Regions from separate parts of the Homo sapiens genome. Here region 2 is linked to region 1. A link is an interaction called in ENCODE POLR2A ChIA-PET data of the cell type or tissue named here. Cell type or tissue: PC-9. All regions are shown on one strand. Each heading gives the region's core, and the rest is flanking DNA. Links, peaks and the distances in the headings are about the cores only.

Evidence for each region. Peaks named below come from ENCODE experiments on the same cell type or tissue, not always from the same donor. Only the 100,000 strongest peaks of a DNase experiment are listed, where the experiment ranks them.
Region 2: POLR2A ChIA-PET joins it to region 1 with 9 read pairs; 4 of 35 experiments call an interaction of 5 or more read pairs at or near these places.

What each region holds. Positions count from the first base shown.
Region 1 is chr11:63,845,689-63,850,075 of GRCh38, forward strand. All of the region lies in intron 1 of MARK2 (microtubule affinity regulating kinase 2), which reads left to right. Among named protein-coding and RNA genes, the nearest start is that of MARK2, 8.8 kb to the left of the region's middle. In PC-9, for the core only: no CTCF peak of the experiment used is centred there; a DNase peak (open chromatin) is centred at 1,833; H3K4me3 peaks cover 589 bases; H3K27ac peaks cover 1,821 bases.
Region 2 is chr11:63,710,596-63,714,982 of GRCh38, forward strand. The region is part of intron 2 of RTN3 (reticulon 3); the gene reads left to right. Among named protein-coding and RNA genes, the nearest start is that of RTN3, 31 kb to the left of the region's middle. In PC-9, for the core only: no CTCF peak of the experiment used is centred there; no DNase peak of the experiment used is centred there; H3K27ac peaks cover 506 bases.

The sequences.
Region 1 (4,387 bases), core at 288-4,287:
CCCCCTTCCTTTTTGTTATAGGCCATTGAAGGTCATTGCTCGTCTTTTTTTTTGAGACAGTCTTGCTCTGGTCACCCAGGCTGGAGTGCAGTGGCAGGATCTCAGCTCACTGCAACCTCCACCTACTGGGTTCAAGCGATTCTCATGCCTCAGTCTTCCAAATAACCAGGATTACAGGTGCGCACCTCCATGCCTGGCCACTTTTTGTATTTTTAGTAGAGATAGGGTTTCACCATGTTGGCCAGGCTGGTCTTGAACTCCTGGACTCAAGTGATCCGCCTGCCGTGGCCTCTCAAAGTACTGGGATTACAGGAGTGAGCCACCGCGCCCGGCATCATTGCTTATCTTTTAGACTGAGATAGTACAGCTGATTCTAAACAGCACCCAGAGAGAATCTGGCCTCTTGATTTCCAGTTGTGTCTCAGAGGAGGAGGCATCCCAGTTCCTCCTCTTGCCCTCTAGACATCTCCTCCTCTGATAAGTATAAATAGGCTAGATCCCTTTATCTTCATATCTGTTTTTGTCTGGAATGTTTCAAGTTTCTCAAGCTAGGTGTGGTGGCTCATATCTGTAATCCCAGCACTTCGGGAGGCCACGGCAGGAGGATCACTTGAGCCCAGGAGTTCAAGACCAGCCTGAGCAACATAGTGAGACCTCATTTCTACAAAAAAAAAATTTTTTTTTTGAGACGGAGTCTTGCTCTGTTGCCCAGGCTGGAGTGCAGTGGTGCGATCTCAGCTCACTGCAACCTCCGCCTCCCGGATTCAAGTGATTCTCCTGTCTCAGCCTCTTGAATAGCTGAGATTACAGGTGTACGCCACTGTACCCCGCTAATTTTTGTATTTTTAGTAGAGATGGGGTTTCACCATGTTGGTCAGGCTGGCCTTGAACTCATGACCTCGTGATCTGCCTCAGCCTCCCAAAGTGCTAGGATTATAGGCATGAGTCACCCCGCCTGGCCAAAAAAAATTTTTTTTTTTTTTTTGAGACGTTGTCTTGCCCTGTCGCCCAGGCTGGAGTGCAGTGGCACGATCTCGGCTCACTGCAAGGTCCGCCTCCCGGATTCACGCCATTCTCCTGCCTCAGCCTCCCGAGTAGCTGGGACTACAGGTGCCCGCCACCACACCCGGCTAATTTTTTTGTATTTTCAGTAGAGACGGGGTTTCACCTTGTTAGCCAGGATGGTCTCGATCTTCTGACCTCGTGATCCACCCACCTCGGCCTCCCAAAGTGCTGGGATTACAGGCGGGAGCCACCGCGCCCAGCCCAAAAAAATTTTTAAAAAGTTACCTGGGTGTGGTAGCACATGCGTGTATCCCACCTACTCAGAAGGCTGAGATGTGAGGATCACTTGAGCCTGGGAAGTTGAGGCTGCAGTGAGCTGTGATCATGCCACTGCATTCCAGCCTGGGCAACAGAGTGAGACCCCATCTCAAGATAAATAAGGTTTGTCAGTCCCTGTGGTGGTTCTTTCCGCAGATGTCTGTCTTTGGGTTGGCACTTATTTCCCCCTACTTGCAGTTATTCCTTACATTTCTCATTAGAAAATGGCAAAAAGGGCAAAAGTAAATTCATTTCCTTTTTACACCAAATCATTAATTTTAGGCTTATAAAACTAAATGAACAGAAGATTTGGTAGGAGAGGAGGGGAGATGGACACTGATACTGGTGGCTAGGTGATCCTGAGGGACAACTGGTGCCTGGCAGAAAGAGAGGAGGGCTGTGTTCAGTGACTGGCTCCCAGCCACCTTTTTGGCCTTTTTCTTTTTAACATGAGGAAGGCGGAGCAGACCAGGGGCTTCTCTGTAGAACCAGTCAAGCTGGTTTTGGGCAGCCTTGGCCTATTTTCTTGTGTGCTCTTTGGGAAGTTGGCAATACAAAGGTCTGCCTCCTTTGGGGCTGTGTTCGTTGAGGCGAAAGTTTGGAAGACAACTATCTGTCAACAACCCCCTTCTCCCCAAACACTGAATGGGTCTCTGAGCTGGTCCTTCACTCCAGGGAGGAGGCTTTCTCTCCACCCTATGCTGAACCTGAAGGCAGCTTTGCTTTATACACCTTTCACTGAAAGCTCTAAGACATTAACTCCTTTTTTGGACTCCCTTCCCAATTCACAACTTGGTGAAAGACCCTCAGCCTAGCCAGGAGGAAGGGACTGGGTCTGCCTTTGGCTCCTCATTTATGGGTCTGGGAGGGGATCAGGACTCCTTACTGCTATGATCTGGCTGCTAAATTCAGTGACATCCCAGGCCTTTTTTCGTCCACGCAATGGGACTGTCTGTCCAGGCCTGCTGGGAAAGAAAAGAGAGAAAAAATAGTTTTTGCTCTTTGGCAGCTTACAGGGACTTCAGCCATAGGAAACAACCTGTAGGAAAGGTGGGAGCTTCCGGTCACCATGTGTGCTGACACTTCCTGCAATAGCACTAGGAAGTCTTTCTCAGGGAGCAAGGCCAGCCAGGTAGGATTATTTCCCAGTCTCCCAGCTAAGCAGGAAATGCCAAAATATGAACGTTTAGTAATTAGTGAGTGTAACTACCTGCTGACAGAGCTCCAGCCTAGACCTTGTCCTTGGGGGCTGGTTGCCCCTGTTGATACTACAGTGAGCTACTCATTGCTTCTGATTACCATTTCAGTATGAGTTTTGCTTTGGTTTCTGATATCCCATGTGCGGCTGCCTTTTTTCTCCACCTTCTTTTTGTTGTGTCTTTTTGTTTTTTTGAGACGGAGTCTTGCTCTGTTGCCCAGGCTGGAGTACAGTGGCACAATCTCAGCTCACTGCAACCTCCGCTTCCCAGGTTCAAGCAATTCTGCCTTAGCCTCCCAAGTAGCTGGTACTACAGGCATGTGCCAGCACACCCGGCTAATTTTTTTTTTTTTTTTTTTGAGACAGGGTCTCGCTCTGTCGCCCAGGCTGGAGTGCAGTGGCGCGATCTCAGCTCACTGCAAGCTCTGCCTCCCGGGTTCACACCATTCTCCTGCCTCAGCCTCCCGAGTAGCTGGGACTTCAGGCGCCCACCACCATGCCCAGCTAATTTTTTGTACTTTTTTTTTTTTTAAAGTAGAGATGAGGTTTCACCATGTTAGCCAGGATGGTCTCAATCTCCTGACCTCATGATCCACCCACCTCGGCCTCCCAAAGTGCTGGGATTACAGGCGTGAGCCACCGTGCCCGGCTGTAACACCTGGCTAATTTTTGTATTTTTAGTAGAGATGGGATTTCACCATGTTGGCCAGGATGGTCTCGATCTCCTGACCTCGTGATCCGCCCGCCTCGGCTTCCCAAAGTGCTGAGATTGCAGGCGTGAGCCACCGCGCCTGACCTTGTTGGTGTTTTTAAGAGACAGGGTCTCACCCTGTCACCCAGGCTAGTATGCAGTGGTGTGATCATAGCCCACTGCGGCCTCAAATAGCTCCTAGGCTCAAGTGATTCTCCCACCTTAGCTTCCAGAGTACTGGGACTACAGGTCACACCTGGCCCCCTCAACCTTCTGGACTTTTCACTCACCCCATCACTCCCTACTTCTCCGCCACAGAAGACTGTCATTGGCTATCTTTGCAAGTAGTATTGAAGCCACTCGGAGATTGTTGCTTTGTCTTTTTGCTCATGAAAGTTTGAATTACTGGTTCTCCAGTCACAGGAAGTGGGGCTCCTTAGGCCAGCTCCATCTCACGTAGTGTACTGATTATGTTGAGCTTATGGCACAGCTGAGAGGAGAGTCCAAACTTTTTGAACACTTTTTGACTTCCAATAAGTGGTTCCACTATGGTTAAGAGCAGGTTTGGTGGGCCGGGCGCGGTGGCTCATGCCTGTAATCCCAGCACTTTGGGAGGCCAAGGCAGGCGGATCACCTGAGGTCAGGAGTTCGAGACCAGCCTGACCAACATGGTAAAACCCTATCTCAACTGGAAATACAAAAATTAGCCCGGTGTGGTGTTGTACACCTATAGTCCCAGCTACTCGGAAGGCTGAGGCACAAGAATCACTTGAATCTGGGAGGTGGAGGTTGCAGTGAACAGAGATCATGCCACTGCACTCCAGCCTGGGCAACAAAGCAAGACTTTGTCTCAAACAAACAATAAGAGCAGGTTTTGCGGCTAGATTTCCTGTATTGGAATCCTGGATCATCCTCTCCTGTGATCTTAGGTTCCCTCTGTGTCTGTTTGCTCATCTGTAAAATGGGAGAAGAATAGTACCCATCTTATAGGTATAGCTGTTATGAGTATTAAAAGAGTTAATGAATAGAAAGCATTTAGAATAGCGCCTGGCACAGCAGAATGATCATTGTCATTATTGTTCCAGTTGAACAACACAGTGAATTTTATCTGAGCACCACACAACTCTAGGTCAGTATAAGGGGTGATGTTTGGGATTTCTCTGTAATCAGTTGAA
Region 2 (4,387 bases), core at 99-4,098, 140 kb before region 1:
GCCCATCTATGTGAGGAGAAGCCGTGACAGTGGCTCCTCCTGTGGGATTTTTATGGGACTAGAGCTCTGAAGTATGGCCCTTATCTTTCTGCTCTCCAACACATACCAAATGTATTAAGGCTGTGGTTCTGAAACCAGTTTCGTTGCCTGGGAAACTTGTAATACAGATTCCTGAGCTCTGTCCTCCTTAGGAAGTTCTGAGGCAGTAAATCAGAGATAAAGCCCATGAAGAACTAGTAGTTGCTCTTAAGTTTGAGAGGGATTGTGAAAAATTGTGCCAAAGGCTGTCTTTGTGCTCGGTTATTAAATTGTTCAGCTGGTTGTACATTGAACTAAAATATGCTTTGACCCTGCTGGTGGTAAAGATCATTTGTGAAACATTTTGTTGAGGAAAATTTACTGGCTGGGTGTGGTGGCTCACATCTGTAATCCCAGCACTTGTGGGAGGCCGAGGCGGGTGGATCACTTGAGGTCGGGAATTTGAGACAAGCCTGGCTGACATGGCAAAACCCCATCTCCGCTAAAAATACAAAAATTAGCTGGGTATGGTGGTGCACGCTTCTAGTCCCAGCTACTCAGGAGGCTGGGGCATGAGAATCACTTGAACCGGGGAGGTGGAGGTTGCAGTGAGCTGACATCAGGCCACTGCACTCCAGCCTGGTCGACAGAGTGAGACTGAGACTGTCTCAAAAAAAAAGGAAAAGTTATTTATCTTTCAGTGTTGGCTTAGAATTTCTTATATGTTAAGTTCTCTTGTGGGGTTTTTGGTTTTGTTTTTTGGGTTTTTTATTTTTTTTTTGTTATTTTTTTTTGAGACAGGGTCTCACTCTGTTGCCCAGGCTGGAGTGCAGTGGGTCAATTAGGGCTCACTGCAGCCTCAACTTTCCAGGCTCAAGCAATCCTCCCACCTTAGCTTCCTGAGTAGCTGGAACCACAGGCGTGTGCCACCACACCAAGCTAATTTAAAACAAAAAATTTTATTTTTGAGACGGAGTTTTCGTTCTTGTTGCCCAGGCTGGAATGCAATGGCGCGATCTCAGCTCACCACAACCTCTGCCTCCCAGGTTCAAGTGATTCTCCTGCCTCAGCCTCCTGAGTAGCTGGAATTACAGGCATGCACCACTACTCCCAGCTAGTTTTGTATTTTTAGTAGAGACAGGGTTTCTCCATGTTGGTCAGGCTGGTCTCGAGATCCCAACCTCAGGTGATCCACCTGCCTCAGCATCCCAAAGTGCTGGGATTACAGGCGTGAGCCACCGCGCTGGGCCCTACAATTTTTTATAGAGAAGGGATCTGTCTCATTATTTTGCCCAGGCTCGTCTAACTCCTGGGCTCAAGCAATCCTCCCACCTGGGCCTCCCAGAGTGTTGACATTACAGGCATGAGCCACTATGCCAGGCTGGGCTCTCAAGCATCTTTATCTGCATAGAACCTAGCACAATTCTTAGGATGCCATAGGCATTTGGTTTGTACCAACGTATTCAGACGTTGCATCACCTAAGATTTTGAAGTAGATAAAAGCTCTTTGAATTATCTTCCTTAATATGTGAATGGTAGGAGGGAAAGTGTCTAAAGCTCTACATGAGGATTTTCTGTATTATATACCAGATGAAGGTGGTTACAGTTTGCCAATATGCCTTTTCTCTCCCTAGTAAAAAGGCATGTGGTCTGGAGTCTCTATGTCAAGAGAGTTTTTTGAGAATGTGGTGTTTGGGGACATTTATTGGGGATTTACTAAGTGGCAGCTACTACTGTGAACATGTATTAACTCATTTAATCCTCACAGCAGTTCTAAAGTTAGGTGCTTTAATTTTCCCATTTTGATGAGATTGGATTAAGCAGTTTACTCAAGGCCACACGATTAGTAATTGTGATTAAAGGACTTTGATTTTTTTTTTTTTTTTTTTTGAGATGGAGTCTCACATTGTTGCCTGGGCTAGAGTGCAGTGGTGTGATCTTGGCTCACCGCAATTTCCACCTCCTGGGTTCAAGCGATTCTCCTGCCTCAGTCTCCCGAGTAGCTGGGATTATAGGCATGCGCCACCACACTCGGCTAATTTTTTTGTATTTTTAGTAGAGATGGGGTTCTCCATGTTGATCCGGCTGGTCTTGAACTCCTGACCTCGTGATCAGGACCAGCTCGGCCCCCAAAGTGCTGGGATTACAGGCGTGAGCCACCGTGCCTGGCCGACTTCGAATTTTTTAATAAGAATTTTTTGGCCGGGCGCAATGGCTCACACTTGTAATCCCAGCACTTGGAGAGGCCGAGGCAGGCGAATCACCTGAGGTTGGGAGTTCCAGACCAGCCTAACCAACGTGGAGAAACTCCGTCTCTACTAAAAATACAAAATTAGCTAGGCCTGGTGGCGCATGCCTGTAATCCCAGCTACTCCGGAGGCTGAGGCAGGAGAATCGCTTGAACCCAGGAGGCAGAGGTTGCGGTGAGCCAAGGTCACACCATTGCACTCCAGCCTGGGCAAAAAGAGTGAAATTCCATCTCTCAAAAATATAAAAGAATTTTTTATTTGGGTCTAAAAATTTAGAATTTAGAATATGACTACCAACTTAATTTCTTAGTCTTTGTTTCAGATAATATATCTCAGTGGAGTATTTAGAGTTTAAGAAGATGAGTAATCATGGAGCTGAGTACTTGATAAGTTTGAGAACATGTTCATGATCATTGTGGGGATATGACATTTTTTACCTCTTACCATATATCGATTCTCACCCACCCCCCATTTTTTGAAACAAGGTCTTGCTTTGTCACCCAGGGTGGAGTGCATGGCTCACTGCAGCCTCGACCTCCTGGGCTCAAGCAGTCCTCCCACTTCAGCCTCCCAAGTAGTCAGGACCACAGGTGTATGCCACCATGACTGGCTAATTGTTTAATTTTTTTGTAGAGATGGGGTCGCACTGTGTTGCCCAGGCTGGTCTCGAACTCCTGGGCTCAAGCTGTCTCCCTGCCTTGGCTTCTCAAAGTGCTAGGATTACAGGCATGAGCCACCACACTCAGCTGATTCCCTTTTTAGTAAATCTACTAGATCTATGACTTTATTTGTTAATAATTAGAGTAGCACCATGTTTTTAAGTGATTAGAACTCTTGAAAATGAATATCCACACTAAATTCCATTATAGCAAAGAACTAATTTAGAAAATGTTCATAATGAGAGTTTTGATGGCGATTTGTTTTGAGTAGTGTTGAAAGGCTCTTAGAGTGCATGTGAAGGGATGAATCTTTTGAGAAAAGAAAGATAGTAGACATTTTCTGAGACATAAAATAATCCAGATTTATTCCACCAGACAGCTTTACAGTGTATAGTATTTTAAGAGCTAACTGCCTTCAGATTCACTGGACTTTTCTGTCCTTTTGCCAGGTACTGACTTGGGCAACAGCAGTGACTACAAGTGCCATACTGACCAATTGGAAGAGTCTTTGCTTATCGGAGCTGTTCTAAAAGGCTTATTAGTTTTTGGTCTTCATTCTATTTAATGTTTTCATGCCTTTATAAACTTTTTACTTCCAGCCCAATTTTTCCCATTGTCTTGGTACAGGTCAGCTGTGTCCAAGTTTGTTAGGGTTTCAGCTAGCCAAAAATGGTATTTTCATTTGCTGAAATTCTAAACAAAATAATTAAAGTTAAAGCACAGATGATGATGCTACCTTATTTTTCTACATGTGGGAAAGCTTGATTGATAGTAATGATTAGCGCCTGCATCTCACAATCACTGAGAAATGAATGCAGCACTGAGCTCTGTTTGCCCTCTAAGCTTGTCCCCAGAAAAAACAAGATATACCCTAAATAGTAAGTTATAATATTTTTATTAGGGAACATTATTAGAGTTTTTTTTTAATATATCTCGTAGCCATGTCATATTAATCTTTTTTCTTTTTTCCTTTTTTTCATTTTTCTCTTTTCTCTTCTCTTCTCTTCTCTTTTCTCTTTCTCACTCTGTCACCCAAGCTGGAGTGCAGTGGCATGACCATGGCTCACTGCAGCCTTGACCTCCCAGACTCAAGCAATCCTCCCACTCCAGCCTCCCAAGTGACTGGGACTACAGGCACGTGCCACCATGCACGGCTAATTTTTCTATTTTTTGTAGGGGCAGGATCTCAGCATGTTGCCCAGGCTGATCTTGACCTCTTGGACTCAAGCAATTTTCCCTCCTGTGCCTCCCAAAGTTCTAAGATACAGGCATGAGCCACCACACCCAGCCTAGAGAATCCTTAATGTTTGAAGTCTGTCAGGCTATCATGGTGCTCAGCAGAGGATGTGTTAGTATTCTGAGAATAGGACTTCTAACTTTAGTTTTACCTGAGATTATTCTACACCTAACTTGAAACTTTTGGAGTATTAAAGGTTCAAAGAAGTTAAGAGAAAAGCAAAG